2 separate regions of the Mus musculus genome follow, and region 1 is linked to region 2. A link is a loop called in an ENCODE intact Hi-C map of the cell type or tissue named here. Cell type or tissue: left cerebral cortex. All regions are shown on one strand.

Evidence for each region. Peaks named below come from ENCODE experiments on the same cell type or tissue, not always from the same donor. Only the 100,000 strongest peaks of a DNase experiment are listed, where the experiment ranks them.
Region 1: it touches region 2 in a loop (3-fold over the local background); 4 of 42 quality-filtered maps call a loop at or near these places.

What each region holds. Positions count from the first base shown.
Region 1 is chr3:122,292,164-122,300,163 of GRCm38, reverse strand. n-TRtct2 (a tRNA gene) reads left to right here and starts at 7,132; the gene lies at 7,132-7,216. Mir760 (microRNA 760) reads left to right here and starts at 6,461; the gene lies at 6,461-6,579. It also overlaps Gm40190. In left cerebral cortex, CTCF peaks have their summits at 4,508 (motif pointing left) and 7,109; DNase peaks (open chromatin) are centred at 6,866, 7,106, 7,540, 7,737 and 7 more places; H3K4me3 peaks cover 2,569 bases; H3K27ac peaks cover 3,734 bases.
Region 2 is chr3:121,881,666-121,889,665 of GRCm38, reverse strand. No RefSeq gene overlaps it. Among named protein-coding and RNA genes, the nearest start is that of Gm34050, 18 kb to the left of the region's middle. In left cerebral cortex, a CTCF peak has its summit at 4,573 (motif pointing left); a DNase peak (open chromatin) is centred at 4,562.

The DNA.
Region 1 (8,000 bases), 410 kb before region 2:
TCAGGAAGGAATGTTGAAGCTGAAGAGTAAAACAAGAGGCAACTAAGACCAGAAAGACAGGTAGGAGTGGTGGTATGTGCACATGAGTGTGTGTGTGTGTGTGTGTGTGTGTGTGTGTGTACATATTCGAATATGTGTATGTCTGCATGAGCATGCTTGATTGTGTGCATTCATGCTTATGTGTGTGTATGCTTGCACTTGTATGCACATGAGTATATGCATAAATATGCTTTGGGAGAGAAGCCAGTAGTCCCTGTTCAGGGTGGACATGTATGTGCCCAAAACCCCTGTAGGGAAAGAGACAGGAGAAACAAAGTGTGGCAGAGCAATGTCCCCAGTGAGAGAACGTGAACCAGAAGAGCGGGGAAGGAAGAGATTATGGGAACCAGGGAGGTCATGGCTGGGGTCAGCTCCAGAAAGATGGGCAACGCTTTATTCTTATACTGAACCCCACAAAATACCCAGCCTAAACAGGCACCTAGGGGTTATTTACTGAACAGGTAAAGAAGTAAAAACAGTTTAATAGAGAAAAATGTAAATAGGGTAAGGGGGTCTGATGAGTGGGATGAAATCACCGCTCCAAGTCACCAAGGTAGTTGTGCCACCCGAGAGCCATGCCACCCTTTACCTGGCAGCCAGGAGGTGCCATGTCTGTCTGCTTATCACAGGGACAGGTGTGCAATGAGGCATGTATGGCATGATTTGACTCGGTCATATTTACTAGGATAATTGTGTCTTTTATCTAAAGCAGGCCTCTCTGGAGGGGCGAGGAACCGATACCTCCTTCCAACCAGGTCCCCAGCCTCAGTGAACCCCAGATAATTACTATCCCGGAAAACCTAGAGAGGTACCCTGAGCCAGAACCCCTCAGCTGAGCAACAGAGATGATAGGATTTTATTGTTTTAAGCTGCCAAAGCCTGGAATAATGTGTGAATCAACAACAAATCACTATTATCAGACCTTGCAGGCATGTGAGTGTCAGCATCCCAGCTCCTCCTGACAACACCGAGAAACAGAAATGATTCTCTGTACCCAAGCAGGGTAACAGACGTCTGTAACCCCAGTATTTGAGAAGCTGAGACAGGAGCATAAAAAGCTCAAACCCAGTTTGGGCTATGTGGGGAAATCCGGGCCAGCCTTTACTACAGAGAAATCCTATCCCAAACAACCAGGGACAGGCAGGACGGCAGTGGACACAGGTGCGTGCTGAGCAAGCCTAATGAACTCAGTTTGATCCCCAGTGGGAGGGAGGGAGAATGAATGGAGTTTCTTCTCTCTCTTAAGTTGTGAAAAGAATTAATTTCTCAGTGTCATACGGCTGCCTCCAAACTCACCCACCCCATCATTCTGCCCCCTGATCCCCGCCCTCAGCCAGGCATGTCTGAGACATTCTCTTCCTCTTTTTTCACTCTTCAGAGACCAGCCAGGCTACCTCAACAGTAGTTGGTCTTAAATTTAATAATAAGGTTATGTGATCACAGGGTGGGGAATGGATGAGGTTTCGAAAACTACCCCTGCCTGCAAAAACCCAGTTCCTACATAACTTGCTAGGGCTTGGCGGAGACAAGGTAAAGCAGATGCCATTTGAAAGCTCTGGCACGTGGGGGCTGAGGGTGTAGCTTAGTTGGTAGAATGCTTGCCTAGCATGCACACAGCAATGGGTTCATCCTCACCACTACGTACCAGTGGGCTTGGTGGTGCAAGTGCAGGCCTGTAATACTAGCACTTGGAAGGTGGAGGCAGGAGGATCAAAAGTTCAAGATCATCGTGGGCTACACAGCCAGGTTAAGCCAGCACAGGGAACTGGTTCAAAAACAGACCAAGAAAAGATTCTTACAACGCAGTAGCAAATGAAGGAATTTTAAAAGTGATGTTATTTCTAGTTAGATTATGAAACCTAGCCAGGTGGTGGTGGGTGTGGTGCGTGCCTTTAATCCCTGCACTTGGGAGGAAGACATAGGTGCATCTCCGGGTTCAAGGTCAGCAAGGTCTACAGAGTGAAGAGGAGAGGGGAGGGGAGGGGAGGGGAGGGGAGGGGAGGGGAGGGGAGGGGAGGGGAGAGGAGAAGAGAAGAGAAGAGAAGAGAAGAGAAGAGAAGAGAAGAGAAGAGAAGAGAAGAGAAGAGAAGAGAAGAAAAAAGGAAAAGAAAGCAATGTGTTGACAAAAATTAAGACAAGGGCTTGCTGGGGTCAACTGTGGGGGTCCGCTGGGGTCATCTGTGGGGCTCTATGATAGAAATGTGGTAGGAAGAAACAGCTGAAGCCCCCAAAGAACAGACACTGTGGCTCTAGGATCTTCTTTAACCATCATCTCCAGGGCTGGGGTATGGTCATAACCTAGCTGAAGCTCCATGCTCAGTCTTGCCTGGATCATCCTGGCGCTGCTCTAAATCCTCTGTATCAGTACACTAACAATGTGCTGATAGGCTGAGATGAACATCATTAGTGATATGACTTCTCCTTCCTCAGCCTACAACCTCCCTCCAGTACAACGCAAAAGGCTACAATTACTCTAAGACATGGAGGGGCAACAAGGAGAATGATCAGATTAATTCTGAGATTTGGGAGTGGAATCTTGATACCTGCTTAATATGGATTTAGAGCTAGGAAGAGAAGCCCTAGTAAAATAATGAGTTTTAACACCTAACCCGGAAGCCATTTGCTGTGCTTCTCTGTGCTCTTTTGTCTGACCTTGCTAGTTTCCAATGCCCCTTCGGGAGAACAAGGAGAGTACTTGTCTCCATCAGTGGTCCAGAGGCAGTATATCATCGCCAATGAACTGTATTCCTGGAACAATTATTACTAATTGAAATCTTTTCCCAGGGACCAGTAAGGCACTCTGGCTTATCTGGGTACGATGCTTGTCTAGTATGAAAGATCTAGGTCAGTCTGGGCCTTTGTCCAACCTCTTGGCAGCAAAAATGGGGTATAACATCTCACTGGCCCTCTGACTACGCTACTCAGCTTCCCACTGCCTATTGCATCAGGCCGACAATCTGAATCAAGCCTGCTCCAGCTCCTCTGCCAAGCCTGGCCTGCACTCCTGTCTGCCCAGATTATCCTCCTAGCCTCCCCTCCCCCACCCCATACCTCCATGAGGATTCGTTCACCTCCATTTTTCTGCTCTGCTCTCTCCTCCCCGCCCCCTCTGATATCTGAATTACTTTAAAAGTGTGTGTGTGTGTGTGTGTGTGTGTGTGTGTGTGTGTGGTGTGGTGTCAGGGACTAGAAGACAACTTTCAGAAGTCAGTTTTCTCCTTCCAGCCTGCGGGTCTTGGGCACTGAACTTGGATCCGCAGGCTTGGCAGCAGGAGCAGGTACAAGCTAAGAGTTCTCGCTGGCTCAATGTCTACATTTCTTCACCTTTGAAATTTTTATTCTCTTTCCTTTAGTCACATCTTGATGCTTAGTATGGTTTAGTTACTTGCCTGGCTGAAACTCAGCACTTAAATATTTTAGGAAAAAAGTTCCAACTCTTAAATGTTGCTCCAGGTTTTCTCTGCCAAGACACTTGTCTTCAAAAGTCCTCTGGGGTGGTCTACACCCTTGTTTATGGCTGTAGTTGAACAACTGAAAACAATTAGCTGTTCAAACTTCGGGAAAACCTTGAATTTGAATTCCAGTGTTTTCAGGCAGAGGAGATAAGTGGTAGCAGGCTTGATACGCGCTGTGTAGGGCAGGGCAGGGAGACTGGGAGTTGCAACAAGCTTAACTGAGGCTGTGTCTGAACCCTGTTTCTCCAGGACCTGAGAGTTCTGGCTTTCTCGATTGACAGATGACTGCTAACAACAATATCAAAAGCCAGCTGTCACATTTACATTGTGCCAGCACTGAGGTAAATTCCTGCAAGCACTAGTCCTCACAGTACTGTGATGGTTTCTCAGACCAGGAAAAGAAGGCTCAGAATCAAGTCTTGAAAACAAGAGGCAGAGCCAAGACTTGAACATCAGTTCATGACCTCAAACTCCTACCACATATTATATAGTAGTCTGTGCTTATTATTTGGGGATTCAGGCTAAAAGATACTTTGCTCTCAGAGATACCCAATTACAATTTTCTACTTTTCATACATTACCTTATATATGAAATCTATATTTACATTATATTTATATTGCTTCATATCCATAGGCTACATACCTCTCAGGGAATGTGCAGTCCTTGATGATAAATTTATACTTTACCTCTCACAGTAGGCCTGTGCCATACCAAATATTCACCAATGGTACCCTCTAGAGTAAAGCAAAGCTAATAAAAGTTGCTAGCAACACAGCTCTTTAGAGATTCAGGAGAATGCAGACATGCATCCAAGGGCACCTAGAACAATGTAGCAACTTGGAGCTAATCCTGCCAGACAAACGCAGCCCCTAACGCTGTGTATTGGGTTTGAACACCCAAACAGGGTATTGTTGCTGAGTCACAGTTGTCTTGGGGGGTGGCAACTCTAGGGAAGAGCAGAGCCCTCTGTAGGAGGCGACTGTAGCCCATGCTCTGGCTCCCTCTGCTGACAGGGAGAGGTTGCTTTTTGTCCTAGCAGGAGTTCTTGGTTCAGATGTATAATTGCTGTCTATTCTATATTCCCAGTCAGCTCTTAGTTTATAACGGAGAGCAAAACCCCATTAAATTATTCTCTTCATATAGCAACCCAGTACACGTCCTCATTCTTTTTCTAGGATAATACACCTGCCCCTGGAAAAGAGACTCTATAAACCGCTTGTTGGCTGAGAAGCACCACGTTATCTGCCGTACATCCAGCCGTAGGACCTTGTCTTAAATGCTTCACACAAGCATGGTTCCCCCATAATCTCTGCTAATGCTGTCTCAGTCTTGCTGCTCATAGATGAGAATGTTTAGGTCTCAACCAGCGGAAGGCATGAACTATCTCCAACTCTTTAGTTCATTATGATTACCTGCACATCTCTCCTTAGCATATGCTTTATTGTTCCTTCCTTAGAACTTGGAGTATGAGTCACAATCGCTAAGCACGTCCACGACGCCGCAGAATTGGAGATTTTGCACCAACGCTTCCAGGTAAAATTTCTTTGTATTGTTTTCACAGCGAGCATTGAGTGTCTCTTTCCCTACGCGAGCCGTAAACAAGTATTAAGAACCACTGGAGCCCTTGAGATGTCACCAGCGAGTAACATATTGCAGCCTTCAGTAAAGATACTGTTTATAAAGAGCTGGTTTTAATGTATTGTTCTATTTCAAGGGGTATTGGCCATTTTAAGAGGCATAACAATGTTTAAGACCCTTGTTGTTAAGGAAAGTGCTCTTATGGAATGAAATAGGCCTGGCATCAGACAGAACTCTGTCACTGTAGAGGCAAGTCACCAGCAGTGTCATTTCATGCTCTTGGTGGGTATGCCAAGAACGCCAGGCCAATCACTTTCTTTGGGCCCTATTTCAGAGTTGTGTTTGCAAGGAGCAATTCTGAGATGAGGTAATGTCTCCCGACAGAACAAAGAACAGGCTTGCTTGCCGCTCACCATAAAACATAGTAGTTTCTGAGCTCAGCAATCCTCGCCTGTAATGAAAACCATTTTGTGTGCAAGCATGCATCTGGGGCCCATATGCCTTGTTCCTCAGAGAATCCGAGTTCAGGGAACTCATAAACATGCTGCCCCTCTGGCTACTGCTTTTGTCGTCAATAGTCCACACGTGTTCTGTCAATATCGATAAAGCCGTGAAAGATAATGTAATCAGCCTGCAAGGTAGAATAAAGTCTGACTCTTTATAGTTTGCCTCACTAGCTGGGGTACTCCTATGTGTGTGATTTAACTTACTGTAGCTGCGGTTTTCCCTTCGATAATGGGGACGCTGATACTTACCCCTTAATATAAAAATGCCCTTCCCCACTGAGAATTTCCTCTCCCCCTTTAGCGAACCGTGCGAGGCAAAGACCCTATCCTTTGATGGCCAATTCTGCCTGGCAGAGACCACCCGGTGGGCACAGACGGAAGCTGGTTTGGTGCAGAGGTGTCAGCGTCAGGTCGCACCACGCGAGTCCTAAGAAGGCGGGGTCGAGAGAGCCGCACGCTGATTGGAGCCGGAGCCTGGGCTTTTGTCTGGCAGCGGCCGTTGCCTAGCAACTGGGCTTTTATTATTTAGCTAGTTCTCTTCCCTCGGGCTTCGGGGTCGCCCTGATGGAGATGGGGAGGGGATTAGGGAACCGAAGACCCACTCCCTCCCACGCCGCCGCTCAGATTCGCGGCGACCCCGCCCTTCTGAGCAAAGAAATGCGGGGTCCAGCGCTGGCACCGGGCGGGTGGGGGATGTGGGGACCCCGCCATCACGCTCGGCCGCGCGCCCTGCAGCCGAGGCGCTCGCACCCGCGCGATCCCCACCCGCGCCGTCCGCCTCCAGAGGCCGCCCACTCGGACGCGCGTGGGGCGCGCGCGGGCATCGGCGGCTGCGCGGCTCGGCCGCTCCTCGGCGGCGGCGGCATAGTGGATAAAGCTCCCGGGAGGATGCCTCGGTGCGGGGCGCGTCGCCCCCCTCAGGCCACCAGAGCCCGGATACCTCAGAAATTCGGCTCTGGGTCTGTGGGGAGCGAAATGCAACCCAAACCCCGTTTCCCCGAAGCCCCGCGCAGATAAACACGCACAAGCACGCACACAGACGTCGCCTCGGCCCGCACTCGCAGCCGCAGGTCCAGGCGTCAGGGAAGAGCCCGGGGGCCCCGCGATGGGTCGCCGCCTTCGCCTCGTAGCCCCGGGCGCGGCCGCTCGCCCTCGCCTCTCGCAGGTGGCGACAGAAGTGCCCGGCGCGACGGCGCAACGGCCGGTCTGGGCCTGCAGCCTCGGCGGCCCGGGCCGGAGGGGAGCGGCCTCCGGACACCGGTAGGCGGGGTTGCGGGGCAGGCGGGGAGCCGGGGAGGGACAGGCGGAGTCGGCCACGGACGACTGGCTCCCGCTGCGCTTTCCCGACCCACGGCCCGCAGCCGCGGCCCTTGAGCTGAGCAGCGGCGGTTCCCGGGCGGCTGGGCGCTCGCCGGCCTCGCCGTTACCGTTGGAGGTGACCTAGGCGCGGCGGGTGGGCTCCGGCGACGGAGGCGGCCGCGATGGTGTCGGCCCGGGAGCAGGGCCGTTGCCTCTAGCTTAATACGGCAGATGCGCGGAACCTCCAACAGGTGGCTCCGTGGCGCAATGGATAGCGCATTGGACTTCTAGAGGCTGAAGGCATTCAAAGGTTCCGGGTTCGAGTCCCGGCGGAGTCGGAACATTTTTCTTTTGTCACCGAGGAAATTATCTTTGATTTCTGTCTTTTACTCCTTTTCTTTGTATTCTAAACGGCTTAATTCCCAGCACAGCCACACACCATTCCCGCTGCTCTCCGCAACCCTTACCTGGAGTTCCGGGAGCTTTCAGACCCCTTTAGCAGACCCGGACCGATCCCAGTCGAGAGAACAGGGAGGCAGTAGAGAATCCAGGTGCTCGACCTTGGCCTAAATGAGAGCTTGAGATAGGCCTGGGTCTCGAGTGACATTCCACGTCTGGAGCTTGACAGTGACTGCCAGCAGGGTCAAGAAAACAGGATGCGCAAGCTAGTCCGAAGGCATTAGAAGTACACCACCTCACCTCACCCCACCCCGCCTCCGGAATCTCGAGTGGATCTTGTTTTGTTTTTTTGTTTGTTTGTTTGTTTTGTTTTTTAAAAAAGGCAGATCTCTGTGGTCATTTCATGATTCCATTTCGGTGGATCTGGAATGGGGCCCAGAAATCTGCATTTCTGGGGTTGTCTGCTTTCTTCACGAAAGGAGACAGGTTGGAGTTGACAGGCTTTGCCTGCCAGCTAGAGGCAAGAGTTACTGTCTTGTCCCCTTCTGACAAGTGACAAAACTAGCTTTGCACAGAGTGAGCGTTTCACTTCACCAAGTGCCAGTATGCATAGTTTTTAAAAATTCACTGTACCGACAAAACCCCTAATTTATGCAAACCGTTAAAAAAATCAAAATTGTCGGTAAAAACACACTTTCACAGTATATTTCACCTCTTTCGGTT
Region 2 (8,000 bases):
CTCAGTCATTTAAAGGGGGCAGAGGAGCAGGGAGAGGTGATTATAAAGCAGAATGAAGATGCTAAATAGGATTAGAAGAGCAGATACTACTACAAAGGGCTGACTTAGGGACAAAGTGGATAATAAGGCAATCTCAGGATTCTTAAGAGTCCAGTTCTGGAAAGGAATTGACTGCTCCAAACTAATAAAGGAAGAAGTGTCACACACAGAGAATGAGCTAAAGGTACCCTAGGAAAAACAGATGCCTCCGATTTCTAAAGCCAGCACGCTTCAAAAAGAAGAAACGGGGGAGAGGGGTTGGTTCTGTGTTTGGAACAATAGCAAGAGGGTGTAAAAGTGAGGCAGACAATCTGAAGTAGACAGTGATGGAAAAAAGGCCTTCCAGACAGACACCCCGAAGAGATTCCTGGAATACCTTAGGGTGACAGTGCGTGAGGGCTGGCACTGGGAACTTGATCAGTTTTACATGAGATTTTATTTGAATTAATTTTAGCATCTTTTCTTTCTTGGGGGTGTGGGCAAGCACAGGCGTCTAACACGGTAACAGTGTGCTAACAGTGACAAATCAAGGGCCATTAGGATTTCCCCTCAAATAAACTAAGATGACTTAAAGAGGAGCCAAGTCCTTAGTGGAGGGAAAAAAAAGCTATCGAGTCAATAATACTGCCTTGTCTTGCATGCTGGAGGGCGCCTTGGGAAGACAGATGCTCTGGGACACTAGGACAAAGTAAATCTGGTCAATTGCAAGAGCTGACCAAGAGAAAGCAGGAAATGGCCAGCTTTCCCTTGTCACTCAGAAGCAAGGAAGAAAAGAGTTAAACTTTAGAAAGGTAAGATGATAAGGCACACAGAAACACATGCGGCCACTAGACAAAAGAGTCCCATTAGAGGAACGTGTCTTTTTGTTAAAATTTTCATAATCCAATATTTTAGACTTTGGCCACTTTCATAGAATTTCTATCGTAGGTGTTTATTGACAATCATTTATGGGCATCATTATCATATTCTGCAGGGTGCATCTTGGGTCCCTAGGTGAAGGAAGAACTGGGGACAGGTTGTATTGCTCGCTCTTCTTGAGGCTCTGATGTGTTTAAGGAGTGCACATCCATGCAGATACAAAGGTACTCACAAGCTAACTATGAGAAAGCTAACAGTAGCCGGGCATGGTGACGCTTGCCTTAGGTTCCGGCACTCAGGAAGTGGAGGCAGGCAGATCTCTGAGTTTGAGGCCAACCTGCTCTACTGATCGATTTCCAGGGTGGCCAGGGTTACACAGTGAAACCCTCTCTTGAAAAACCAAAGAGAAGAGAAGAGAAGAGGAGGGGAGGGGAGGGGAGGGGAGAGAAGGAAGAGAGCTGGCTAACAGTCCGCCATACATACATGTACCCAGCCTGCACAGACAAGAAATTCTCCCTTCCTTAGAGGTCATCACAGGAAAGGTGCACAAGAGAAAATCCTCCCTCGAATACCCATTTGCACAGCTTCTTGTGTAAATCATATTGTATGTGTGCATTTGTGTGCATGTGTGTGTGCATGTGTGTGTGCATACGTGTGTGTGCATGTGTGTGTTCAGCAGCAAGTGTGAATGTGGAGCTCCTCCCACCCACGTTAGGATATTAATGGAACCAGGTGAAGCTCAAAAATGAAACAAAAAGACTCTAGATCACAGCCCAAGCAGTCACAGTCTTCATTTTCCTCACGCTTGCTCAACTCAGCAAGGGCTGGACCAGTACTGATTAGAACCATGGTGGAGACCTTTGCAAAGAGGCTGTGCCCCCTGTACATTATTTCTACAGCTTCCTTTGCTCTACAGCTTTGACACCGGGGCTCCCTCATTTTAAGTTTAATTATTTTTAATAATTTTTATTTCTTAAGTATATTTATGTTTTCCCTACATGTATTTCTGTGTACTATGTGCCAGTCTTATGGCTGCAAAGGCCAGACAAGATACCCTGGAACTGGAGATACAGACAGTTGCGAGCCACCACGTGGGTGCTGGGAATCGAACCCAGGTCCTGCAGAAGAGTAGCCGTTCCTCTTCAGTGTCCTTTAATCACTTGAGCTATCTCTCCAGAAGCCCTTCCCGTTCTAAACACACATAGTTCTCTGGGTTTAAAAAGAAAAGAGCGGAGTGTTTGACTAGAAGGGCTAATCTGGACTGAGAGGCATCAGAGGGTCATCACCTTACAATTGTTGCCAAGAAGGAAATTGAAACTCAAGATGAGAAGAAGGTTAAGTGGAGGTTGGGGAGGAGGGGAGCCATAACCCCAGAAGAGATCCGTTCAATCATCTTAGCTTTCCCAGCTGCTGGGACCTAAAGAATGTCAGCAATTCTCCCCCTCCCACACAGCCACTCTGGAATAATTAGCTTTACTGCTCTTTTTTTTTTTTTTTTCCCACAAGCTATTACCTTAATTATTTTAATTAGATTGTTCATGCACTTAAGCTGCTCACAAGCACTTTTCTTTTTATGGTCTATCAATAAACAGAAGAGGGAAGCTACCATCTTGGAAGAAGCCTGGCAGTTCTCACTAGCAGGGCACGGACACAAGCCTGAAAGCTCATTTTCTACACGAGTCTGAAAACTGCCCAGCATCCTGGAACCACTTTCGCAGGGCGAGCCGAGAAGCTCCGTGGGTCCCGTGTGCACCTTCTGTGGTCACGGCCAGTTGAAATCCGGGGGGGGGGGGGGGGGGGGGAGTGCCTAACCTGTTTTCAACATGGTCCTCTGCGGAACTCTCTGCAGTATAAACAGCCAAGGTTTTGGATGGTCCGTTGGGTTAGTTCCCGGTGTGATTAAGACTCCCCGTACTTGGCATTTCTAAGCTATCTAGTTGATTGCTTGTTCCTCCATTTACTTGTCGAGTGACCTTGAAAACGGTTTAACTTCTCAAATTCTCCATTTACCTATCTGTCAAATAAAGGTAAGAGACACAAACCCGTAGAGTTATTTGAGAAGTACACGTGTCACGGGGCTTCCTCTCCCCTCCGCTTGCTTTCTTTTCTCTTCCCCTTCCCCCTAGATTTCCTAGCAAATTTGGAAGAGATGAAACCGGGCTCTTTCAAACTTCAAAGTCACCCTTAAATTTATTCTTTCCGTAAATGCAGATGTGAAGGCTGGCAGGTGTTGATCGGTTGGGAGAGTGCTCGCCTACTGGGCATGAAGCTCTGCATCTGGGCCCCAGCTTGGTGGAAACTGGTCACCATGCCTTATGATCGGGGACTCTCAAGAGGTGGAAGGAAGCAGGGGAGTGAGACGTCCAAGGTCATCCTTGGCTACAGAGTGAGCCAAGATACATAGAGAGATAGCTATTAATAGATGGATAGATAAATGCGTACCAACAAATGTGACCAAGTGCGGGTTGAAAAGAAATTCCGAGGAATTCTTACTATTTGAATGGATTTGTAGTGGAACACTTGAAAGACTATGAATTCCTTTCTCCTCTGTTGTTCTCCCCAACCCCCGGCCGTGTGTGTGTGTGTGTGTGTGTGTGTGTGTGTGTGTGTGTGTGTGTGTAGTGTAGTAGTGTCTAAGAGGAGGTTTCCCCATACTGCCCAGGCTAGGCCTGAACTCTAAGTTTCTTTTCCCAAATGCCTGTCATGAGCCACCATACCTGGCTTCATGATCCCCACAGCTCTGCACACTTGGTGCGTTGAGTGGCTCTCAGCCTGAGTGTTCTCTGGGAGGAGGTTTGGGTGAGTGTTCGCTGCAGGCCAGCAGGCTGCTGAGGCTCCACCTCACAGCATTAGCCTCAGGGTGGGAAACAATGGGCGTAAAGGTTTGCTGATTGATCTAAGTCACTTATTTGTAATTTAGTATGTAAAGATCCTGCTGTGAGCTTTCCTTTGAATGTAGCCAGCCCAGGACTTAAAGGAAGCTTCTCTGCTTCATTCACTTCCGTTTGACCTCTCCACTGCTCAGGTGCAATGGAAAAGAAGCCACAGCCAGGAAAGACAGATTTCTTCATGACCACCCCTTAACACAAGGTTTCTTTAAAGCACATGCCAAGAATCCCATTTTTTCCCCCTACAAGGTGGGCTGTTAATACTCCACTGGTGTACTGTCATCATATCTTTGTTCAATCGTTAAAAAAAAAATACATATGTTTATCCTGGGGTGCAGGGCACGTTTGTGTCACAGGACACTGTTGGTTGTCAGAGGGTAACTGTGTGAGTTGATTCTCTCCTTCTCTTTTGTGTCTAGATCAAATGCAGGGTTGTCGGGCTTACAGGGCTGCTGGCTCAACCTGCGGAACCATCTTACCGGCCCTTTCTGTCCATCTTTACTGAGTTAATAAAAGCAGAAAACTGTTCTCTCTAATGCCTATGATTAGTTGTAGAAAAGGAAAAAAGTGATTTGATCTAGGTTTCAACGGAAATGTTTACAGTTGACCTTATGAACTGCTCATGCTAAATGGAGTAGCTGTAGTGTTTTTAGTATCCTTAAAAGGAAAACAACAACAAAACAACAATAACAAAAACCTGCGATGGAATGGCTCGCTTATGTGTTCAAAAGGAATCCTTTGGCGCCATCTTGTGGATATTTTGGTGTAACGCACGAGACCAAACTCGGTGGTTTCGTTAAAGTCTTAAAAGAAATCTTCCAGCGCCCTCTTCTGGCACATTGCAGAACAGCGAGAAAAAACGCAGCGCCCACAAAAATCTTAAACCAGGGCAGCCCAACACCTGCCCTGTGTCCTTGATTGATTGATTCATTCATTCATTCATTCATTTTGGATTTTCGAGACAAGGTTTCTCTGTGTAGCCCTGGCTGTCCTGGAACTCACTCTGTAGACCAGGCTGGCCTCGAACTCAGAAACCCTCCTGCCTCTGCCTCCCAAGTGCTGGGATTAAAGGCGTGTGCCACCTTGGCAGGATTTCTCAACCCTGACACTATTGACATGCGAGGCCTGATGGTTCTTGTTTCTGGGGACTCTCATGTGCACTAACCAGTAATTAACAGTATGCCTCCGTAACACTCAAAAAATGCCCCCTCCCCTCCCCAGTCCACAGAGACTGAACCCCCAACCAAAGAGCAAGTGGGTCCTCTAATAATTGGGGCAGGGGTCTGTCTCTGACTTGGACTCTGTCACCTGCCTTTGGATCTCTTTCCCCTAACTCGGCTGCCATCTCTGACCTCAGTGGAAGATGTGTTTAGTCCTAAAGTGACTTAATGTGCCAGGGTGGGTTGGTACAGGGAGTGGGGCTCCCTTTTTCTAGAAGGGGAATGGGAGAAGTGGGAGGGAGGGTGGGACTAGGAGGAGAGGAAGGAAGGGGGCTGGAATCGGAATGTAACATGAATAAACAAACAAACAAACAAATGCCCCCTCCCCCATTGCTAGATGGATGCAAGGCAGAGGACAATGGGGAAGCCTGAGAAAGGGTACACACCGTGAAACAGTTGGATAAAGAGCAAGTTAAAGTAATGTTAGAATTTATATAGCTTTCACTTTCCTTATTGTTCTAAAATGGGGTGTGTGTGTGTGTGTGTGTCCAAACATGAAAAGCTGTCTTTACAAAGTTACAGGATCACTGCCTAGAAAGTGCCACAAACCCACCTGCTGACACACCTCTCCAGCTAGGAGCATGCCGCTCACAACCACTCTGATTCCTGTACAAAAATCTATCCTGAGTGTCCCTGGCTTTTATGGTTGCACCAAGAAATATGAGTGTCCCCAGGAAATTAAGACACTTCTTCTTATGCCTTTCAGCCCCATCTAAAAATGTCTCCTGCTCTTCTCTAAGTTTCTTCTCAGTGTTTGGTGTTACCTCAGTATTTCTACCTTTTCTTTTGAGATCCATCATCTTCTAAAAGCCTTCAACAGTACCCTCACCAGGGCTGATGTGGAATCCTGTTATAACAATACAACCTGTGTGGTTCATATTTTATCTCCCTTGGCTGTCCCTTCTACTCAATTCCCCCTTTGTCATTACCAATAATAGTTCATTTATTGCATGTTTCCCAGTCATCTAATATATATCCCAGGCACAGTTTTAAATGCCAGGGATAGAAAGTTGACCCCTCCCCCAGACCCTCCTTATGTAGTCCAGTAGTAAGACCAGAGAAATTATAATGTGTTCTGTACAGCAAGTGATAGAATGAGAGGGTTAGTGAGTGTATAAGGGAGTCTGAAAGAGGAACTAGGTGGGAGGAGAGTTTGAAGTAAAGGTTACAATTAATCTGGGTTAATTAATTGAAAGATGAATAAGAGTTTGCCAGGCAATGAAATGGCGACAAAAACCCTGTGCAGTTGAGAGTCCTTTCTCTCCCCAGCCCTTACAATCCTTGCATAGCCTCCACCTCAGCATCATCACACACAGCCTCTACCTCAGCACCATCACACACAGCCTCCACCTCAGCATCATCACACACAGCCTTCACCTCAGCACCATCACACACAGCCTCTACCTCAGCACCATCACACACAGCCTCCACCTCAGCACCATCACATACAGCCTCCACCTCAGCACCATCACACACAGCCTCCACCTCAGCATCATCACACACAGCCTTCACCTCAGCACCATCACACACAGCCTCCACCTCAGCACCATCACACACAGCCTCCACCTCATCACCATCACACACAGCCACCTCAGCATCATCACACACAGCCACCTCAGCATTGTCACACACAGCCTTCACCTCAGCATTGTCACACACAGCCTTCACCTCAGCATCATCACACACAGCCTCCACCTCAGCATCATCACACACAGCCTCCACCTCAGCACCATCACACACAGCCTCCACCTCAGCATCATCACACACAGCCTCCACCTCAGCACCATCACACACAGCCTCCACCTCAGCACCATCACACACAGCCTCCACCTCAGCACCATCAAACACAGCCTCCACCTCAGCACCATCACACACAGCCTTCACCTCAGCACCATCACACACAGCCACCTCAGCATCATCACACACAGCCACATCAGCATTGTCACACACAGCCTTCACCTCAGCATTGTCACACACAGCCTTCACCTCAGCATCATCACACACAGCCTTCACCTCAGCATCATCACACACAACCTTCATCTCAGCACCATCACACACAGCCTTTACCTCAGCATCATCACACATAGCCTTCACCTCAGCACCATCACACACAGCCTCCACCTCAGCACCATCACACACAGCCACCACCTCAGCACTATCACACACAGCATCCACCTCAGCACCATCACACACAGCCTCCACCTCAGCACCATCACACACAGCCTCCACCTCAGCACCATCACACACAGCCTCCACCTCAGCACCATCATACACAGCCTCCACCTCAGCATCATCACACATAGCCTTCACCTCAGCACCATCACACACAGCCTCCACCTCAGCATCATCACACACAGCCTCCACCTCAGCACCATCACACACAGCCTCTACCTCAGCACCATCACACACAGCCTCTACCTCAGCACCATCACACACAGCCTCCACCTCAGCATCATCACACACAGCCTCCACCTCAGCATCATCACACACAGCCTCCACCTCAGCATCATCACACACAGCCTCCACCTCAGCACCATCACACACAGCCACCTCAGCATCATCACACACAGCCACCTCAGCATTGTCACACATAGCCACCACCTCAGCACTGTCACACACAGTCTCCACCTCAGCACCATCACACACAGCCACCTCAGCAGCATCACACACAGCCACCTCAGCACTGTCACACACAGCCACCACCTCAGCACTGTCACACACAGCCACCACCTCAGCACTGTCACACACAGCCACCACCTCAGCACTGTCACACACAGCCACCTGAGCATGCTCACATGCTTCGGCTCTGCAGCTCTGCCCAACATCAATTCTATCTCTATCTTCTCTGTCCTATCCAGCCCTCATTTCTTTCTCCATTACCTTGACCACTATTCAGGCAGTCTATGCCACTCCAGAATCTAGAGAGAGCCTTTTGGCAACTCTTGTCCATAGTCCTCCTAGCCATCCTGTCTACCCATAAGGCACTACTTCATCT